Linked DNA regions of Homo sapiens: regions 2 and 3 are each linked to region 1. A link is a loop called in an ENCODE intact Hi-C map of the cell type or tissue named here. Cell type or tissue: A673. All regions are shown on one strand. Each heading gives the region's core, and the rest is flanking DNA. Links, peaks and the distances in the headings are about the cores only.

What was found. Hi-C counts contacts between places; a loop is a spot of excess contacts. Peaks named below come from ENCODE experiments on the same cell type or tissue, not always from the same donor. Only the 100,000 strongest peaks of a DNase experiment are listed, where the experiment ranks them.
Region 2: a loop joins it to region 1, with 4 times the contacts of the local background. A loop is called at or near these places in 38 of 110 quality-filtered maps.
Region 3: it touches region 1 in a loop (3-fold over the local background); 18 of 110 quality-filtered maps call a loop at or near these places.

Annotation. Positions count from the first base shown.
Region 1 is chr3:137,011,396-137,018,651 of GRCh38, reverse strand. No RefSeq gene overlaps it. Among named protein-coding and RNA genes, the nearest start is that of IL20RB-AS1, 33 kb to the right of the region's middle. RefSeq lists a cis regulatory region at 3,862-4,874. In A673, for the core only: a CTCF peak has its summit at 4,580 (motif pointing right); DNase peaks (open chromatin) are centred at 4,231 and 4,611; H3K4me3 peaks cover 478 bases; H3K27ac peaks cover 927 bases.
Region 2 is chr3:136,814,255-136,821,510 of GRCh38, reverse strand. SLC35G2 (solute carrier family 35 member G2) reads right to left here and starts at 2,385. Exons shown (of 2, transcript NM_025246.3): 1 at 1,883-2,385. RefSeq lists silencers at 1,188-1,237, 2,301-2,360. In A673, for the core only: no CTCF peak of the experiment used is centred there; DNase peaks (open chromatin) are centred at 1,920, 2,510, 3,140 and 3,830; H3K4me3 peaks cover 1,542 bases; H3K27ac peaks cover 1,797 bases.
Region 3 is chr3:136,302,985-136,310,240 of GRCh38, reverse strand. All of the region lies in intron 9 of PCCB (propionyl-CoA carboxylase subunit beta), which reads right to left. Among named protein-coding and RNA genes, the nearest start is that of PCCB, 56 kb to the right of the region's middle. In A673, for the core only: a CTCF peak has its summit at 4,178 (motif pointing left); no DNase peak of the experiment used is centred there.

The DNA.
Region 1 (7,256 bases), core at 3,469-5,968:
AGCCAAAAGAACAAAGCAAGAATAAAGCTGGAGGCATCACTATTCAAACTATACTACAAGGCTACAGTAACCGAAACAGCATGGTACTGGTACCAAAACAGAGATATAGACCAAGGAACAGAACAGAGCCCTCAGAAATAATATCACACATCTATAACCATCTGATCTTTGACAAACCTGACAAAAACAAGAAATGGGGAAAGGATTCCCTATTTAATAAATGGTGCTGGGAAAACTGGCTAGCCATATGTAGAAAGCTGAAACTGGATCCCTTCCTTACACCTTATACAAAAATTAATTCAAGACGGATTAAAGACTTAAATGTTAGACCTAAAACCATAAAAACCCTAGAAGAAAACCTAGGCAATACCATTCAGGACATAGGCATGGACAAGGACTTCATGTCTAAAACACCAAAAGCAATGGCAACATAAGCCAAAATTGACAAATGGGATATAATTAACCTAAAGAGCTTCTGCACAGCAAAAGAAACTACCATCAGAGTGAACAGGCAACCTACAGAACGGGAGAAAATTTTTGCAATCTACCCATCTGACAAAGGGCTAATATCCAGAATCTACAAAGAACTCAAACAAATTTACAAGAAAAAAACAAATAACCCCATCAAAAAGTGGGCAAAGGATATGAACAGACACTTCTCAAAAGAAGACATTTATGCAGCCAACAGACACGTGAAAAAATGCTCATCATCACTGGTCATCAGAGAAATGCAAATCAAAACCACAATGAGATACCATCTCATACCAGTTAGAATGGCAATCATTAAAAAGTCAGGAAACAACAGGTGCTGGAGAGGATGTGGAGAAATAGGAACACTTTTACACTGTTGGTGGGACTGTAAACTAGTTCAACCATTGTGGAAGACAGTGTGGCGATTCCTCAAGGATCTAGAACTAGAAATACCATTTGACTCAGCAATCCCATTACTGGGTATATACCCAAAAGATTATAAATCATGCTGCTATAAAGACACATGTACACGTATGTTTACTGAGGCACTATTCACAATAGCAAAGACTTGGAACCAACCCAAATGTCCATCAATGATAGACTGGATTAAGAAAATGTGGCACATATACACCATGGAATACTATGCAGCCATGAAAAAGGATGAGTTCATGTCCTTTGTAGGGACATGGATGAAGCTGGAAACCATCATTCTCAGCAAGCTATCACAAGGACAAAAAACCAAACACCACATGTTCTCACTCATAGGTGGGAATTGAACAATGAGAACACTTGGACACAGAAGGAGAACATCACACTGGGGGCCTGTTGTGGGGTGGGGGAAGGGGGGAGGGATAGCTTTAGGAGATATACCTAATGTTAAATGACGAGTTACTGGGTGCAGCACATCAACATGGCACATGTATACATATGTAACAGACCTGCACGTTGTGCACATGTACCCTAGAACTTAAAGTATAATGAAAAAAAGAAAAAGAAAAAAAAATACATAAGCACCTGTAATCCCAGCTACTCTGGAGGCTGAGGCAGGAGAATTGCTTGAACCCAGGAGATGGAGGTTGCAGTGAGTCATGATGGTGCCACCACACTCCAGCCTGTGCAACAGAGAGAGACTCCATCTAAAAAAAAAACACATGAGCAGATATGTCCAATTATATCATGATTTATTTTTTATTGACAGAGAAGTGTATCAGATTATTTCACCTTTAAACCGTTCTCAGAAAGTTCAAGTGGAAACTTTTTTACAGAATCATACAATTTTCAGACTACATGGATTCCAATAAAACCAGTTTGTAAAATACACCAGTGTTTACAATTACAGCACACACTTATGCAATAGCTATTTAGTGTTGGTGAAGAAATCCAAATTCTTCCCAAATTTTATGATTTATTCTGAACTATATTATTTGAATTTAAAAGGTGAATTGACATATCACCTGTTTCAATTATCAAGTTTTTAATTCCTTTCTGAAGTTTTAAATAGCATTTAATTTAAAAATCCCAATTTTGGAATAAATGTTTTAGGTGACAAATGAGTTTTTAAATGAGTCATTAGCCAAAGAAAAGAGTGGGCCCCACTTTCTCATACCCTCTGCCACAATCAACACCATGCACATCTCTGGAAGCTGGGCTTTTTGTTTTTAAGCAACATGATGAGACCCACACCTCATGACCAAGTTTTTATCAGTTCTTTAACCTGAGCCTTGCCTTTGTCAACCCAAAGTTGCAACAGAGGGAGATGTTACTTAATGTTACTTGTATTTAAATTTCAGCTTCTATTTGCTGCCATCAGCTAAACTGAAACTCTTCATTTAAAACACAGGCGGTGGCTCACGCCTGCAATCCCAGCACTTTGGGAGGCCGAGGCGGGCAGATCACTTGAAGCCAGGAGTTCGAGACCAGCCTGGGCAACATTGGGAAACGTTGTCTCTACTAAAAATACAAAAACTAGCCAGGTGTGGTGGCAGGTGCCTGTAATCCCAGCTACTTGGGAGGCTGAGGCAGGAGAAACGCTTGAACCCGGGAGATGGAGGTTGCAGTGAGCTAAGATCACGCCACTGCACTCCAGCCTGGGTGACAGAGCAAGACCCCTGTCTAAAAACAAAAACAAAAACAAAAACACACAGTAAGCGTTCCACCTCACTGGCCCTCCATAATCTAGGCCTGATCTGGGGTGAGGCCAAGAAAAGGGGAAAACTATTCCATTTTGATCTATTTCCAATTGCAAGACTCAAAAGTTCAAGTGAGGCAGGGCGCAGTGGCTCATGCCTGTAATCCCAGCACTTTGGGAGGCTGAGGCAGGCGGATCACCTGAGGTCAGGAGTTCAAGACCAGCCTGGCCAACACGGCGAAACCCTGTCTCTACTAAAAATACAAAAATTAGCTGGGCATGGTGCCAGGTGCCTGTAATCCCAGCTACCCAGGAGGCTGAGACAGTAGAATCGCTTGAAGCGGGGAAGCGGAGGTTGCAGTGAGCCAAGATAGCACCACTGCACTCCAGCCTGGTTGACAGAGCAAGACTCCATCTCAAAAAAAAAAAAAAAAAGTTCAAGTGAGACAGTGAGCAGTTAATGTCAATGAAATGATTTCACCTGGGAAAGCTTGTCCTCGTGATTGATGCAGGTGGGATGACATCAGAGGGGCCTACTTTCTGGGCTGTGATCTCCTAGGGCCAGAAACTCAAGATGATGTTTTGTAGGCCTAATCTTATACTGAGGCAATTTCATAGAAGACTGGCTGGCATCTCCAGGAAATTTGGAGGCATGTGGCCACTTCCTAGAGGAGCTGTTTTAGGTACAGAGGCAAAATTTAGAAGTTACTGAGGTTTGTTCAGGCACTCATTTCTCCAAACGCCAGGATGGTTTTTTTGTTTGTTTGTTTGTTTGAGACGGAGTCTCGCTCTGTTGACCAGGCTGGAGTGCAATGGCGGGATCTCAGCTCACTGCAACCTCTGCCTCCCGGGTTCAAGGGATTCTCCTGCCTCAGTCTCCCGAGTAGCTGGGATTACAGGCGCCTGCCACTACATCCGGCTGATTTTTGTATTTTTAGTAGAGACGGGGTTTCACCATGTTAGTCAGGCTGGTCTCGAACTCCTGACCTAAGGTGATCCACCCGCCTCGGCCTCCCAAAGTGCTGGAATTACAGGCGTGAGCCACCGCGCCCGGCCACCAGGGTTTTTTTTGTTTTTGTTTTTTTGTTTTTGTGGGGTTGTTTTTTAACGTAGTTGTTGTTGTTGTTGTTTGTTTAATTTTCTCAGTGAGGTCCAGTGAAGGAACCAGGAACATGTACCTCCTCCACAATATGAGGATTTATACTTTTGCTCTTGGAGATGTTTGCAGGCACCTGAGAAGGCTCCTTGCTCAGTTCTTCCTCTAAGGTCCTCCTTAATGGGGTTTTACAACCTGATCTTGCAACCTCTCACTGGGGGAGACAAGAAAGGTCCGTGTTTTCCTTTTGTGAGCCTCATTCTCCCACCTCTGGCAAGGATACGTTTTTCCAGGTTTTGTTGTTGTTGCTGAAGAAACTGGGAGTCCCAGGAGCCAGAAGAGAAAGCTGTAATTTGGGGCCAACTCTAGTGTTCCAGTTCCAAACTTCACAGGCTGGGCAGCACGCTGGTTTAGCATGAGCAAGCAGCAGGCAGGCTCCTCCCTACTGATCTGTGCGGGGGCTGAGGAACACTCCTGGAAAGTCAGTCTAGTAAAGGGATCCTACAAATAGGTCACACAGAAGGAAAACAAAAAGACATCCAAAAAAAGTCTATTTCCGAGAGGTAGGGAATGGCAGCATGGTGGAAAGATCAACAGACAGGAGAGTGCGAGAGGCCAAGGTCCCAGAAAAGAGCGAGAGCCGTGGGTACAGCGTGAAGCCCCAAACCATGAGCTCGGGACAGATACAGACACAGAGCGAGGAGAAGGTGGCTGCTAAATTCTAACTCCACCAGTGACAGTGGAGGTTTGTTAAGGACCAAGCCCGTGGAAACTGTGTAACTGAGTTATTATTCTAGGAAACCGACCTGAGCTTTCCTTTCTTCATCCAGGAAGCCCAGGGAGTTTCATTGCGAGTGGGAACAGAAAACATTTTCAGCACTGACCACAAGGTGGCGCCAGACGCCCGTGGATGTAATGGGTCTTCCCCTCCTGGTGAGCTCCGAAGCTGGCCATGGGATCAAGTCCTCCAGATTGAAAGGAAACCAAGAGGTCTGCAGGCCCGGAAAGTTACTCTAGCCTAAGGATAATACACGGCACAAGGAAAATAATAAAAAACATCTTTACTAAAGAGACGGGGAGGGTTGGCCCAGAGACTAGACCGGCAGAGTCTACAATTCTTCTGTGAAGGGAACTTAAAAGACTTTTCCACCGAACCCCTTGACAGGACAGGGAGAGCCAAGTGGGGAAAGACTGGACGTTAAGGGGCGGAGAGGAGCCTTTAGAGGAGAAAAAATGCCTTCTGACTGATGGATTTACATTTACTGGTATTCCTCATTGACACGATAAACGAGTCGATAAGCCCAACACGATTGAATAACAAGTAGAAATGCATTCTATTAGATTCATCTTCTCTGAGAATGCATTATGGTAGCTTCGCTCTTCTTGGGTGTCATGGACTGATGACTTTTCAAATATATGGTATCAATTGTGCCAGCCAATATTCTCCTTCTGGTGCTTATATTGTCCCAACTTTGGCCAGGAGGAGCCCTGTATAGATTGTTCCTTGTGTAATTTTGAATGACCCTTATTTAATGCTTTGCTTTCTGTCTCAAAAAGGTATAGGTGTTTTAAGATTACCTTGTACCTTTCAACTCCAAACTGACATGGCATCCATTACTGCTCCAAGAAACTTTGGCTCCTTTGGGAGAAAACTAACACTAGAAACCAAAATCTTAGCATTAAGATGCATTGTGGAGGTGACATTTCTCCTGGGCCATTTCAGTGGAAAAAAGTCAAAATATTTTTAATGTCATGTTTCATAAAGACATGACTTCATATTAATATGTTTGATTCAGTTCCAACAGTGCCCTGTTCTTAGTCAAATTTGGGATCCTAAAATTAGCCTTCCTTGTCACTAATCCTAAAATCTAGATTCTTATCAAAATATACAAAATATATATTATTTACTTGCTTTATCTGATAAGATAATAGTTGCAAAAATACACTATCAATACAAAGGGATAAATACTCAATAAAGTTTTTGTTTTAGACTACATACACCTACGGATTTGTTGCCAAATTACTTTGTTCTAGAATCTCTCATAATATCTCACACCATGTGGCTATGCAGGGACTTATCTGACAGGTAGTTCTGGGTCCATTGTTTCCATCCACTTTCATTTTGAAGAGGCTGCAACCTGCCCCCAGCCCCCGTTTTCTGCTCTACTTTTTCATTTTACCGTGACTTACAAACTCCCAATATACTAAATAATTCACTGAATAATAATACTGTTATTGTGTTATTATTTCTCCCTTACCCCATTGGAATGTAAGCCTCATGGAGCAGGGATTTTATTCACTGGACCCTGGCAGTTGCACCCTAAAGGCAGGACTAAGAAAGCTGGGCTTGATTCTGGGGGCTCAGGGGACTCTACTGGGTTGGCCTGCAAGAGACAGTCTTCAGTGAAACAGCAGAAGCCACTCTAGGCTGCTCCCAAATACTTATCCCCCCACAACACACACACACAAGTACTTCCCCCAATTCCCACAGGACTCAATGAGAAACTGTGAAAACAAAGCAAGCCAGTAGTGCTGAGCCTGAGCCCCTGGACTCAGTGACTGGGCATCTGGAGGGTTGGAGCTTCTAGAAAAAGAATGTGGCAGGAAGCTGTGCCTTATGATGAGAGTGACCTGGCTCCTGGTTTGCCCAGAGGAGTCCCGATTTACAGCTGTGGTCCTGCCGTAATTACTAATCACATTCCTTTTCACTCATGTAAGTGTCCAGATGTAGGGATAAATGCATTGGAGGGGCAGGGAGGAGGCCTGGGGACTTGGGATAGAAGTGCTCCAGGGGAGAGGGAACAGCCAGCTGTAGAGGAGGCAGCCCCTCCACCAATGGGGGCTGGCAGGTCGGGTGCATGGCTGGGGCTCCATAAATGCACATTCAGGGCAAGGGGAGACAACAGAAGAATCAAGAGAAATCTCTGTGTACCTATAGATGCCAAAAAATGGATGGGCACTGGGAATAGTTGTGAGAGACTCAAGCAGATGGAGGTCAGGGTCCTTTCTCAGTTCTGCGCCTGGGCTGTGACAGAAGGATAGTGCCCCCCACCACCCCACCATAAGGGGGCAGGAAGAGAGAGGAGGGAGGGTGATGACTGGAATAGTAATATGGTCTTTGTTTTTGCAAACTGAAAGTGTGTTTCTAGTTTAGGTCAAATATAAAATTAGCACACACCCTCTAACGAACAACACAGAGAAGCATACAAAATAACACAAAGGAAAAGAAGGAACGGGTCTTGAGCGATCTCATGCTCCTGGAGAGACCCCTCCAGGTGGTGAAGGGCTGTGGGCCTCTGGGGAAACACCCAGTTGATGCAGTTAGACTGTCCCACCACTGGGCTGGCTGGAAAGGGCCCAGGAAGTGAGGGTGAAGATAAACCAACTTGGAGGCTCCAGAGCTTCGAGGGGGTTAGAAAGCAAGGCGCAGGCCCTGCCCATCAATCCCTTCACCCCTCAAGAAGTTTCCTCCCATCATTCCTTCTCTGTGGTTGGCTCTTTTCTTCACCTGGTGGGGCAAAGGGGTGGGTAGAAGCTTCCAGAGGTAGGTCCTAAATGAGC
Region 2 (7,256 bases), core at 1,561-4,060, 200 kb after region 1:
CACGTCACTGCACTCCAGTCTGGGCAACAAGCAAGACAATGTCTCAAAAAAAAATTTTTTTTTTGTTCAGAGGATAGATCTCATGTTACATATTCTTTCCACAATAATTTTTTTAAGTCTAAAAAATTGGACATAAATGTTCATTATGGGATTGTTTAAAAAACTTACATTCTATCCACACAGATCAATATTATGCAACCCTTAATAATGATGACCTAGTTTTATGATGAAAGACATTAATTATAAATTATATAGCAAAAACGCAACCAATAGAGGATTGGTCCATTTAAAATGTATGCATGTTCATCTAAATGAAAATCTGTTTACAATGGTTTTCTATGTTTATGCATTTCTCTATTACCTAAAATTCTTATAATGAGCATATATTTTTTAAGGAAAAAACAATACCAATGTTTTTGAAAAATACAAATGTAAACTTTAAGAACTTCACACAAACCACATACCACCAATATATTTAAAATTGTCTGCATTATGATACATTTTAGTCATATGTTAAGATTATAAATTTCTATGATTATTTATATGTTGTTCTTATTAAAATTTACATTAATTCATTTTCCTTAAGCTTTCTTTAAGGAATTTTTTTGGTATCAATATCAATTTTACATCTTCCTAGACTTTTGTTCTGGAATGTAAATGAGTATAAATACTTAATTGCTCAGCCAAATACCAAACACTTCAATCCACAGGCTCTGTGCCTTTGGAACAGATGATTATGAAAATAAATGGCTCTGCAGAGTTCACATTTACTAGAAGTGTCAAAAAATAAAGATGGATTACAAAAGCTCTAAAAAATGTGTGGCTTGTAGTGTGTAATGGTTTTCAAAAGGGATGAGTGTATTTGCATGTGTGTTAGGTTTGTGCGTAAATGCACATACCTGTATCTTTCATAAGTATATGTGAGAATTCCTGTTTACGCTCATGGTGTGTACTTTCTCATAGGTAATAAAATCTGTTATGCATATGCTTATCTGTACCTCCAAGGCAAGCCACATTTGCTTTCGGGTTATGTTCAGGAAACCAGCCTCAACTTGTCTGAAAAGAGTTTCAGTGTTGGGCCTGCTCCACTCTGGCCACCAGCCATGGAGATGGGCTATTTTTGGCAAAGGTGCAGAGTAGAAGGGCAACGCAGGCCGCGGCCCAGGAAGTCAGTCGACGAGGGCGCGCGAGGCACTTCAGCACCACGGACATAGGCAAGCCTGAGCCAAGTCCTTTCCCGCGGAGGAAGATCGCTCCTCCGGAGCTACCCCCAGCCCTCTGGACCTACCCCCAGCCCTCTGGACCCACCCCCAGCACTCTGGACGTGGGGGGTTACTATCTCCAGGTCCTCGATCAACACTCGGACCCGAGCTTTCCGCCTCGCTCCTCGCGGAGCCGGGTGAAAGAAAACCTGGCCCGAGATGCAGGTCCGCGCTGAGCCTTCATCCGCCGCAACACGAGTCTCTTTCCTGCCGGCCCGCGCGACCCTTCTTCCCTCTCCTCCTCTCAAATGAGGCCAAATGGGTGCACGTGGCGTAGAAATTCTACAGCGCCCAGAGCACTGTGAGGAAAGATTCGCCTTTTCCTCCCCGTGGCTGCTGGAGGCTGTGCGGACTTGCCCTGAGCCTTCTCCGCCACTCTCGGCCGTGACGAGGCCCTTCCTCCACTAACCCTTGCCCTCGTCTTCCCTTGGGAAAAGATGTCTACAAACCGTCGATGTACCACGAAAATCTCAGCGCCCACAGACTGGCGTTCAAGAGTCATGGACATGAGACAAGAGAGTAATGGAAAATACAAATTCTTGGCCATATTTCTAAAATCATCCAGCCTTTTTTAAAACTTGTATTTGAAATTGATCCCATATGACGCCACAGTGACTCACCCCTTGCTTGGGTTGGCTACTGGGCGAGAGGAAAGCAACAGCCCCTGGCCTTCATCATGGACGCTGCAGGAGGGCCCAGACACGCGACAGCGGAAAGAAACGGGAAACCGGGCCGTAGCCGATGCTGGCCCTCCCGTCCCCGTGTCCCGGTTCTCCAGGAGGGCAGCACAGAGAAATGCGGGCCCCGCGGCCTTTCAGGCGTCGTGCAGAGCACCCCGAAGTCTGCAAAGCGGGCGGGGCGCGTCGCCCCCAGCCCGGCCCTTACCCAAAAAGACTGTTGTGCCCCTTAGGTGTGGCGGCTAAACGCGGGTGTGTGGAGTTCGGGGTCCGCTCTCATTCCCTTGTCGGGCGGCCGGGCAGGCAGGATCAAGGTCCCAGTCCGCCGCCGCCGACCGGCTCCCGGGGCCCGGTTACCTGCGTGTCGTGGCGAGGAAGGTGCCCCGGAGGCGACTGACGCGGGCGTGCCCTCGCCTGGGAAAATCGAGGCGGGCGCTGCCCGGAGTACTGCGGAGGGAGAGGGGCGCCGCCGCGCGGACTCTGCGCCTGCGCTCTCCGCCCTCCGCCGCCCCCACCCCACAACCTGACTGGCGCCGGAGTTGGAGACTGCGGGGGACGCTCAGGGTTGTGCCTGAACTGAAGGACTTCCTCTACCCGCGAGGTGGGAGGGTCCACGGGAAAGCGCCCGCCCGGGCCCCTCTAGCTTACGCCCTTGGAGGGCGCTTGTTTGAAGCAATTGCCTGTCTGCCAGGGCTACGTAGTCCGCTGCAAGTGGGCACGGAGGCAGTTTCTGTCCATTTCCACCCATTGTTTGCGCTTAAAAGTCGCAAGTCTATTCCTTCATGTTTAAATATGTGTCCAGCATCGGAAAATCGTGGTCCGGAAAAGTCTTCGGGCATCCCCGAGTCCACCCGCCATTTTACTGATAAGGTCTCTGAGGGAAGGGTCTTGACACTGCACAGCTGGTTCTTCTACCCAAGTGCATATGCCCCAGTCCCAAGTGGAATGAATATAGCCTCTTGGAAACAGACTGGTCATTAAAAGCAGTGGATTTGATGGGTCCAGGGGACAGGCAAGAAAGGGTAAGGGCTGAACCAAGGTGCTGGCTGTGGGAAAAAACAGGAGGTGCTTGCTGGTTTTTCCTCTGTCCCTTCAGACCCACTCTCCACTCTGCTCTGTGACTCAGGACTGACCTTTATGGGCTACGTCAACTATAATCTGGCTTTCAATTGGTTTTGGCAAGTGGGAGGCACCTGCAGATCAGAAGGCAGGATGTGATTCAGGACCTCCCCTGCATCCCCAGCGGGCCACCCTGTTAGCAGTGGCTATGTTCTTCATCTGAAAGCCATTACTCCCATCCTGTGGCCCTCTCCTGCAGTTTTCTCCAGGTTCTGGTTACCACTAACTACCCTTGCCCCTTCAGGCCTGGAGTGGGTAATGACGCCCAGAGGTTTCCTTTAACCCCATCCACACCTTTTTAAATAGTCCCTTCATTAAACTCTCCTCAACTATCCCATCTTTTCCCCACCTTTCCAGGACGCTATAATAGATTTTAGTCCATTGCGGTTGGCAAAATTCATGAGGACAAAAATATATGTAAAAGAAATACGGGGCTTTTAAAAGGCGAGAAGTCTTCCAGAGCCATCTTGACAGTTCCCTGGGCTCCAGGCAGCCAGCATGCTAGGTGGTCTCCCCACTGGGCCCCATAGCCCGAGGGTGCTAGTTTAGGTAGACCCAAGAATGGAATTCAGACTGCTCATAAACAGTGTGATCACCAAAGGGCTGGGGATCATTTCAGAGTCCAGCATAACAGGATTTTGGATTCCTCTTGAGGTAGAGAGACAATCTAGATCTTTATAGAGCAAGTGCTGGTGCTCTCCCAACTACAGCTGGGCTGCTTTTGAATGAGTCAATATTCTTAGGACACTTAAGAGAGTCCTGGAAACAGTGTCTGACAAGTGTGCTTAACAAGAAACTGCTGAGTGAGGCAATTGTCAATTGAGAGCCTCTGGCTGTTTCTGTAGAAAATCCAAGAATGTTCCCAAAGAGGGGGAAAAAGGCAAGAGGGTAGGAAGTCATTAAATTGCCTCTAGCACACTATGGTGTGCTTGGTCTGAATCCAAAATTTGACCATTTCTCGGGCTTGTAAAAACAACCAAACTGATTTGACTACTTTGATTCCTTCCCCATCCCCTTGAAAAACAAAACAAAAACAAAATAAACAAAAAACCCACCAATGCAGTATCTTAGCAAGACTTACCCAAAGGGACCCCCAGCTGTAGCTATTTGCAAATAAAATTAATGTCCAAGCAAACACACTATTTGTACTGAATACAAATGAGACCAGAACAGAACATTTAACATGTAAATATTTCCAAACTTTCACCCTTCCAAAGAGAAAGGATCATTTGTTGTTCAGACATGCATTAATTGTGCTGATCTCAATAAGGAATAGAGGTAAAGAAGCAAAAGGAGCCTCAGAAGGCTCGGCTGATCTGCAAGGCTCAGATTTTTTGTTTTGGAGAAGGTGGGATGGGGTGGGGATAAGGAAGGCGACCAGCAAAGTTTGAGTAAGGGAGTAAGAAAAAAAGACCTGGAATGAGCTGACTAGGAGAGATGGTTTCTGGGAGTTTTGAGAGAGTGAGACTAGGGATTTAGCACAGCTGACATTCTGAGTGACACCAAGGTATAGAAAGATATGAAAGAGGATTTTTAGACATTTTGTGATGTTTAATAAATGGAATTATTTTGTGCTATGATACATAGGGCTTTTCCTTACAAGTGTCAAAAACTTAAACTCAGACTGATTTAAGAAAAGGAGTATATTTGGCTTAATAACTGAAAAATCCATAGATAGGTAACTTCAGATATGACTAGATTCACGAATGCAAACATTGACATCAGGACATGATCTCTCCTTTCCTCTTTGTTGACATCAAAGAGTTTGTTTTCACATAGTGATTTCTTGCCACCTCCCCACCTTTCCCCAGTGTTCAACTTATATCATCTTTATAGCTAACCATTCCAAAAGAAGCAGAGCACTTATTTCCCAGTAGTTCCAATAAAATATTGAGCTTATGTTTCATTAGCAAACTCATATACCTTAATCTAGAGACAGGGCCAGGCGCAGTAGCTCATGCCTGTAATCCTAGCACTTTGGGAGGCCAAGGCAGGCGGATCACCTGAGGTCAGGAGTTCGAGACCAGCCTGACCAACATGGAGAAACCCGTCTCTATTAAAAATACAAAATTATGGCTGGGTGCAGTGCCTCACGCCTGTAATCCTAGCACTTTGGGAGGCCAAGGCGGGCGGATCATGAGGTCAAGAGATCGAGACCATCCTGGCTAACATGGTGAAACCCCATCTCTACTAAAAAATCCAAAAAAATTAGCCAGGCATGGTGGCGGGCGCCTGTAGTCCCAGCTACTCAGGAGGCTGAGGCAGGAGACCGGCGTGAACCCAGAAGGTGGAGCTTGCAGTGAGCCGAGATCACACCACTGCACTCCAGCCTGGATGACAGAGCGAGACTCCGTCTCAAAAAAAAAAAAAATTTAGCCAGATGTGGTGCCACATACCTGTAATCCCAGCTACTCAGGAGGCAGAGGCATGAGAATCGCTTGAACCCAGGAGGCGGAGGTTGCAGTGAGCCCAGATCATGCCATTGCACTCCAGCCTGGGCAACAAAAGCAAAACTCCATCTAAAAAAAAAAAAAAAAAATCTAGAGACAGAGAATAGGGGAGAGTTCATCCTCCAAAAGAAAATCAAGATTCTTTTTACCAGAACAAACCATATAGTGATGGGCAGGTGAAAAAAGAAAATATCCACTACAGGTACATCTCAAAACAACTTTGGTTAAGATGTATATTGCTTTCCAGTATTTTTTGTGGATACCAAACTAGTGTTTCTTTTGAAAATGACAGCGAGGCAGCTGAACTGTTTCTTTAACTTAAAAAATAAGGTGAAATGTCAGCCGGCACAGTGGTTCACGTCTGTAATCCCAGCACTTTGGGAGACCAAGGTGGGCAGATCACTTGAGGTCAGGAGTTCGAGACCAGCCTAGCCAATATGGTGAAACCACGTCTGTAGTAAAAATACAAAAATTAGCCGGGCATGGTGGTGCATGCCTGTAATCCCAGCTATTCGGGAGGCTGAGGCAGGAGAGTCACTTGAACCCAGGAAGCAGAGGTTGCAGTGAGCTGAGATCACACCATTGCATTCCAACCTGGGCATTGCAGCAAGTCTCTGTCTCAAAAAAAAAAATCAAATAAATAAAAAACAAAACAAAAAATAAAGTGAAATGTCTTGCTGTTCCTATACAAAGAGATACCAGAAAATATTCTTAGAATGTATTTTAGTCTGAGTTTTCATATACTCATAATTTTTATTTAAGTGGCCCCTTTTCTGATCCCAGCAAAGAACTAGAATCCTCAAAGCCCTGAATAAGTTACCAGAGTTCCTCATTACCATTCTGGAGATACTTATTTCCTCTTATCAACATCATCGACTTCACTCTCACAATCAGATACAAAGCTCAGTACAGTTGACTCTTGAACAACATCAGTTTGAAGTAGACAGATCCACTTATATGTGGCCCTTTTTTTTTCAGTAAATATATTAGAAAAGTTTTTGGAGATTTGTGACCATTTGAAAAAATTTACAAACCATATAGCCTAGAAATATAGAAAAAAAATTAAGAAAAAGTTAGGTACATCATGAATGCATAAAATATATGTAGATACTTGTCCATTCTATCATTTACTGTCGTAAAATATACACAAATCTATTATAAAACATTAAAATTTATCAGGCCAGGTGCAGTGGCTCACACCTGTAATCCCAGCACTTTGGGAGGCTGAGGCGGGTGGATCACTCGAGACCAGCTTGGCCAACATGGTGAAACCCTATCTCTACTAAAAATACAAAAATTAGCCGGGCTTGATGGTGCACATCTGTAATCCCAGCTACTCAGGAGGCTGAGGCAGGAGAATCACTTGAACCCAGGAGGTGGAGGGTGCAGTGAGCCCAGATTGCGCCACTGCACTCCAGCCTGTGTGACAGAGTGAGACTCTGTCTCAAAAAAAAAAAAGTTAAAATTTATCAAAACTGGGCCGGGCGCAGTGGCTCACACCTGTAATCCAGCACTTTGGGAGACCAAGGTGGGCAGATCACAAGGTCAGGAATTCGAGACCAGCCTGGCCAACATGGTGAAACTCCGTCTCTACTAAAAATATAAAAATTAGCCAGGCATGGTGGCTGTAATCCCAGCTACTTGGGAGGCTGTGGCAGGAGAATCTCTTGAAACTGAAAGGCGGAGGTTGCAGTAAGCCGAGATTGCACCACTGCACTGCAGCCTGGGTGAAACAACAAAACTCCATC
Region 3 (7,256 bases), core at 3,016-5,515, 710 kb after region 1:
CAGGCATGTACCACCACACCTGGCTAATTCTGTATTTTTAGTAAAGACGAGGTTTCTCCATGTTAGTCAGGCTGGTCTCGAACTCCCGACCTCAGGTGATCCGCCCACCTCGGCCTCCCAAAGTGCGGGATTACAGGTGTGAGCCACCTTGCCTGGCCCTAATTTATTTTTTGTAGAGACAGAGTTTCGTCATGTTGCCCAGGCTGGTCTCAAATTCCTGGGCTCAAACAATCCTCCCGTTTTAGCATCCCAAAATGTTGGGATTATAGGCATGAGCCACTGAATCCAGCTCCTTGTGCTTTTTGGTGAAGTAATTCCTTCCGTGGAATTTGGTGGTTCATTTAAGCTTCCTATCTCTGATGGGATCAATTTCTGTTAAACTGTGTTTTCCAAACAAATTTTCCAATGTATCTTGTCTCTTAGAATTTTTTTTTTTTTTGAGACAGGGTCTCACTATGTTGCCCAGGCTGGAGTATGATGGTGCAATCACAGCTCACTACAGCCTTGAACTCCTGTGTTCTAGCAATTCTCCTACACTGAGGCCTCTCAAGTAGCTGGGACTATAGGTGCATGCCACCACACCCAGTTAACTTTAAAAATTTTTGTAGAGACAGGGACTCACTATGTTGCCCAGGTTGGTCTTCAACTCCTGGCTTCAAGCGATCCTCCCACCTCAGCCTCCCAAAGTGCTGGGATTATAGGCATGAGCCACCACACCTGGCCTCTTAACGATTCTTAAGTTTCTTCTTTTTCAATGGTTATTCCCTTTCTCACTTCATACTTCTGCTTTTACTGTCTCTTTTTTGAAGTTAGCCAGTGTTTACTAATTGCAGCTATTCTTCTATTTCCATCATAAATTTCTGCATTTATCCTTATTAAATTATTTCTTGGATTTATTCTGAAATATTTTACAGGGTTTTTTCCCCTGGCTTTTCCAGTTGGGAATCTGTTTTTCTTTTCTTTTTTTTTTTTTTTTTTGAGATGGAGTCTTGCTCTGTCACCCAGGCTGGAGTGCAGTGGCACGATCTGGGCTCACTGCAACCTCTGCCTCCCAGGTTCAAGCGATTCTCCTGTCTCAGCCTCCTGAGTACCTGGGATTACAGGCACATGCCGCCATGCCTAGCTAATTTTTTGTATTTTAGTAGAGACGGGGTTTCACCGTGTTGCCCAGGCTGGTCTCAAACTCCTGAGCTCAAGCAATCCACCTGCCTCGGCCTCCCAAAGTGCTGGGATTACATGTGTGAGCCACCGCACCTGGCCTGTTTATTTTCCTTCTCTGATTTTTACTGTTTCAGGAAACAGATTTTCATCTGTTCATCGTTTTAAACATATTCTATAGGTTTTGACACATAGTGTTTTGTCTTTTTTTCTTTTAGAATTCTGTCATTTGGTTTCTATTTTCCCCTTTCATCCAAGAATTGTTTACTAGAAGATTTATTTCCCGGCTGGAGGCTACTTTTGTTTTAGTTGCTACAAAAGTTTCTAATTTTAAGCAATGTTGTTTCACAGTATTTTTTGCTCTATGGGATTTAATGATGTTTTCTTTCTGATCTAATACATATGATCAACTTTTGTGAATATTCCATGTGCACTTCAGAATAAGATTTATTGTTCATTACCAGGGTGTAAAGTCCAAAAGAAATGTGTAAGATCTACCTATTACGTTATTTAGGTCTCCTAAATTATTACTTTTGTCCATTTGACCTGCTTTGTAATAACAATGCTGTGTATACATCTCCTATTCAGTCTTTCTACCTAAGTCTGTTGAATCTCCTATAGTTTCAGCTTTATAAAGATGGTGGTTATTTCTGGCACAGATATTCGATATGCTTTACATTATCATTGTGAACTATGGCTTTTAGCAGTTGAAAATGTCCTTCCTGGGAAGCTGAGGCAGGAGAATCACTTGAACCTGGGAGGTGGAAGTTGCGGTGGGCTGAGATTGTGCCACAGCACTCCAGCCTGGGTTACAGAGTGAGACTCCATATCAAAAAAAAAAAAAAAAAGTCCTTCCTTATTATGGTTAATACCTGAACTTTACTCTGTTCAATATTAGTGTCACAAATACTGCTGTTATTGTTTCCATTCTCCCAGTATATTTCTGCCCATTCCTTATTTTTAGCCTTTCTGAATCACATTTATATACTGAATATAATTGGTCCATAACAAATTAGACATATTTTTAACAAGTGAATCAAACCCATCCATATTTATTGGTATGACACTTTTTTACTATCATATTATTATTATTATTATTATTATTTTGAGATGGAGTTTCACTCTTGTTGCCCAGGCTTGAGTGCAATGGTGCAATCTCGGCTCACCACAACCTCTGCCTCCTGGGTTCAAGCGATTCTCCTGCCTCAGCCTCCCGGGTAGCTGGGATTACAGGCATGTGCCACCACACCTGGCTAATTTTGTATTTTCAGTAGAGATAGGGTTTCTCCATGTTGGTCAGGCTGGTCTCAAACTTCCAACCTCAGGTGATCTGCTCGCCTCAGCCTCCCAAAGTACTGGAATTACAGGCATGAGCCACCACGCCTGGCCTGTCATATTATTTTTTATAATTACTATGTATTCTATATTTATTGTCTTTTACCTTTTTTTTTATTTTTCCCCTTTATCATTACCCACAATGATATATACTGTTTATGTGAGTAGTATTAAAGAATGTTTGTATTTTTTAGTCTAGTGGTTACCTTTGTAATTATGCCTTTTGATGCCTTTAGTTCATTTCCTTAATCTTTTATTAACTAGTTTGTTTTTAATGATATCTGTTAGCTAACAATAATCAGTGAGCTGATTCTGCAATATTCTTCCCCTCTCTTCTCCTCCCATTTTTCAGTTGCATTTTTTTCTGAAACTAAACATATAGTACTTATACATTGTTCTCTACCCTCATCCCCACTTCTGTTTTAGTCTTAGAATTATAATTAAGTATATTAGATAATCACTACCAATCCTTTTGTTGAAATTTCTCCAGCTACCTCTTGATTGGATAAAGCTCATTCTCTAGTAGATTCCTCAAGAAAGCCTCATTAACACAAACTTCCCTCGGTTCTTGGTTTAAAACTGGTTTTCTGCAGTCTTAATACATGAAGGTGAGCTTTGCTAAACATAAAATCCTTAGTCACAGATTCTTTCCTTCAGCCTCCTGAAAGTGCTTTTCTGTTGTTTCCTTGCTTTTCTACGTTGCTTTGGAGAAGTTGGATGCCATTTTATTCTCTTGCCCTTGTAAGTCATTTGATTTCTGCCCAAAGGTCCTGAGTATTTCTCCTTATTTTAAAAATCGAACAGTTAATATTTTCTCTAGTTTGACAATTCTGGGTCAATTTTCCCACGTGCTCAGTGTGCTCTTTCATTATATAAATCTGAATCTTATTTTATTTCTGGACTATTTTCTTGGATTACAGTTTTAAATATTAAGTCTGTTCTACTGGTTTTTCTTCAGACACTCCAATTATATGTATGTTCATTCTTCTTTGCCTTTCATTGTAGTCACTTTTTTCTCATACATTTAACTAAGAATTTTAAAAAATTAATCCCAGATGTGACAATATAACCAATAATTGTATTAAAGGTATCTGTACTATTTTAAAATTTTATAATTGCATATATGTACAACGTACATGTTTTCATATATGTATACAGTGTAGGATGACTAAAGCTAGTTAACATATCCACCACCTCACATACTTTTTTGTGGTGAGAATGTAAAATCTACTTTTACTTTTTTATATTATTTCATTCATTTTTTAGGCTATTTATCTACTTTTCTTTAATGTTCCTTATTAAATTTTCATTGAAATACATTCTCCTTTGAGCACCTTGCAATTTTGATATCATTTCTGATGCAATTTTGTCTCCCCTGCCCATTTTCTTAATTCAATCAGCTTTAACTTCTTACTATTATCTCTCCATCTTGTCATTAGTTTCTGAATTTTCTATTTTTACAACCTCAAATGCTTATCAGGGGCTACTGCACTCAGATTGAAGCATAGTCAGCTGCTTCATGATTGACTTTTACAGTGAAGGGAGTTCCATCAACTGACATGTTTCATTCTCACTTTTTGTTTTCTTATTGTAGCTTTATATAAATGAAAACTATTTGTATCTGCATTCTCCAAAGCTGGCAGATGAACAAATGAACAAAAATCCTAGTTCAAGAGCACCCTCTTCTGTCAGTATAGCAAAGTGCAGTTTAGTTCATGGGTGACTAATTTTAGGGAGGGTGATGGGGAAAGATGTAGTGTCCTTCAGTGTATTCGATTTTGTATGTCTTGCAGGTACATAAATGTAACCCCCTTGCTTCATTTTCCCTTCACAATTTCCAAAGGTACCTCTCTCTTTCCTTTGTACTCTTCTTCCCCAGAAGTAATGCCTTCCCCTGACTACCGTATTGATTTGTGTGTGCACTCTTAAGTAGCTTCTAAAGTCACTGCTTTGACTCTTTTCTAGCATATTCACTTTTTTTCTTTCTTTTTTTTTTTTTTTAGAGACAGTTTCACTCATCGCCCAGGCTGAAATGCAATGGTGCAATCTCAGCTCATTGCAACCTGTGCCTCCCCAGTTTAAGTGATTCTCCTGCCTCAGTCTCTCCAGTAGCTGGGATTACAGGGACACACCACCACACCCGGCTAATTTTTGTATTTTCAATAGAGACAGGTTTTCACCGTGTTGGTCAAGCTGGTCTCGAACTCCTGACCTCAAGTGATCCACCCGCCTCAGCCTCCCAAAGTGCTGGAATTACAGGCATGAGCCACCACGCCCGGCCAGAAGAAGTTTTTTTAAAAAGCAAAATAAAAAAGTGTAATAATACAATACTTTTTGAGTTAAAAGTAAATATATGGTCTAGGTGCAGTGGCTTACACCTCTAATGCCAGTAGTTTGGGAGGCCGAGGCAAGTGGATCACTTGAAGCCAGGAGTTTGAGACCAGCCTGGCCAACATGGCGAAACCCCATCTCTAAAAATACAAAAATTAGCCAGGCATGGTGGCACACACCTGTAATCCCAGCTACTTGAGAGGCTGAGGCAGAAGCATCTCCTGAACCTGGAAGGTGGAAGTTGCAATGAGCCGTGATCTCGCCACTGCACACTGGCCTGGGCAACAGAGTTAGACTCTGTCTCAAAGAAAAAAAAAAGTGAATTTGGAGAGAGGGATGTTCCAGAGGTAATTAAAGTTAAACGGGGCCATAAGAGGGGGACCCTAATCTGTTAGGACTGGAATTCTTTTAAAAATTGGAAAAGCTGGGTTGGCGCCCGTGGCTCATGCCTGTAATCCCAGCACTTTGGGAGGCCGAGGCAGGCGGATCATGAGGTCAGGAGATCAAGACCATCCTGGCAAACATGGTGAAACCCCGTCTCTACTAAAAATACAAAAATTAGCCAAGCGTGGTGGCGGGTGCCTGAAATCACAGCTATTCAGGAGGTTGAGGCAGGAGAATCACTTGAACCCGGGAGGCAGAGGTTGCACTAAGCTGAGATTGTGCCACTGCACTCCAGCCTGGCGACAGAGTGAGACTCCATCTCAAAAAAAAGAAAAGAATTGGAAAGCCAGCCGGGCACAGTGGCTCACATCTGTAATCCCAACACTTTGGGAGGCCAAGGCGGGCAGATCACGAGGTCGGGAGATCGAGACTATCCTGGCTAACACGGTGAAACCCCGTCTCTACTAAAAATACAAAAACAAAATTAGCCAGGCATGGTGGTGGGTGCCTGTAGTCCCTGCTACTTGGGTGGCTGAGGCAGGAGAATGGCGTGTACCCGGGAGGCAGAGCTTGCAGTGAGCCGAGATCACGCCACTGCACTCCAGCCCGGGCGACAGAGCCAGACTCCAACTCAAAAAAAAATAAATAAATAATTGGAAAAGCCAGCCTGGGCAACATAGTGAGTTGCCATCTCTACAAAAAATTTTAAAATTAGCCAGATGTGGTGGCATGCAGCTATAGTCCCAGCTACTCAGGAGGCTGAAGTGGGAAGATCACTTGAGCACAGGAGGTCAAGCCTGCAGTGAGTCAAAGTCACACCGCTGCACTCCAGCCTGGGTGACAAAGCAAGACCCTGTCTCTGAGGGAAAAAAAAAAAAAAAAGACGAAGAGATACCAGAGATCTCTTTCTGCATGCACTGAGAGCAAAGACCTCGTGAGGACACAGCAAGAGTGTAGTCCAGAAGCCAAAGAGACACAGACCTCAGAATGAAGCCAACCCTGCCAACACCATGATCTTGGACTTCTAGCCTCCAGAACTGACAGAAAATAAATTTCTGTTGTTTAAGCTATGCAGTTTATGGTATTTTCTTATGGCAGCACTAGAACACTAATACATAAAGCAAATACAGGCCAGGCACGGTGGCTCACACCTGTAATCCCAGCACTTTGTGGGGCCAAGGCAGGTGGATCACCTGAGGTCAGAAGTTCAAGACCAGCCTGGCCAACATGGCGAAACCGTGTCTCTACTAAAAGTACAAAAATTAGCCGGACATGGTAGGGCTCGCCTGTAATCCCAGCTACTTGGGAGTCTGATGCAGGAGAATTGGTTGAACCCAGGAGGCAGGGGTTGCAGTGAGTAGAGATTGTGCCACCGCATTCCAGCTTGGGTGACAAGAGCAAAACTCTGTCTCAAAAAAAAATTTTTTTTAAATAAATAAATAAGTAAAGCAAATACAACATCGATACCAAAACCTGATTTTAAAATACCTTAAAATATACGCACTAGTATCACATAATATCAATGCAGAAACTCAAAACATTAGCAAACAGAATATACAACTTCAGGAATGAAGGAAGTTTAGTATTCAGAAATCTACTAGGATAGATTTATAAATAGATCTAAGGAAGAAAATCACATGATCATCTCCAAAAACACTGAAAGTGCATTCAACAATATTCAACACTCATTCCTAACTTTAAGAACAAAATAAACAACAACAAAAATATTTAAAACAGAAGCCAGTAGTAGCTTCAACATGAAAAAAGATATAAATTAGGAAACACTGACAGCAGTCTTGCTAAACTTACAAACAATACAAAGATGCCCAGAATCACAACTATGATTCACCATTACATTTGACATATAGGGAGTTGTAGCCAATGCAAGACAAGGAAAGAAATGACATGTAAAATAACTGGAAAGATAAAATTTTATTCATTTACTTATTTTTGGCGATGGAGTCTTGCACACCAGGATGGAGTGCAGTGGCAATGATCATAACTCAGAACAGCCTCAAACACCTGGGTTCAAGCAATCCTCCCATCTC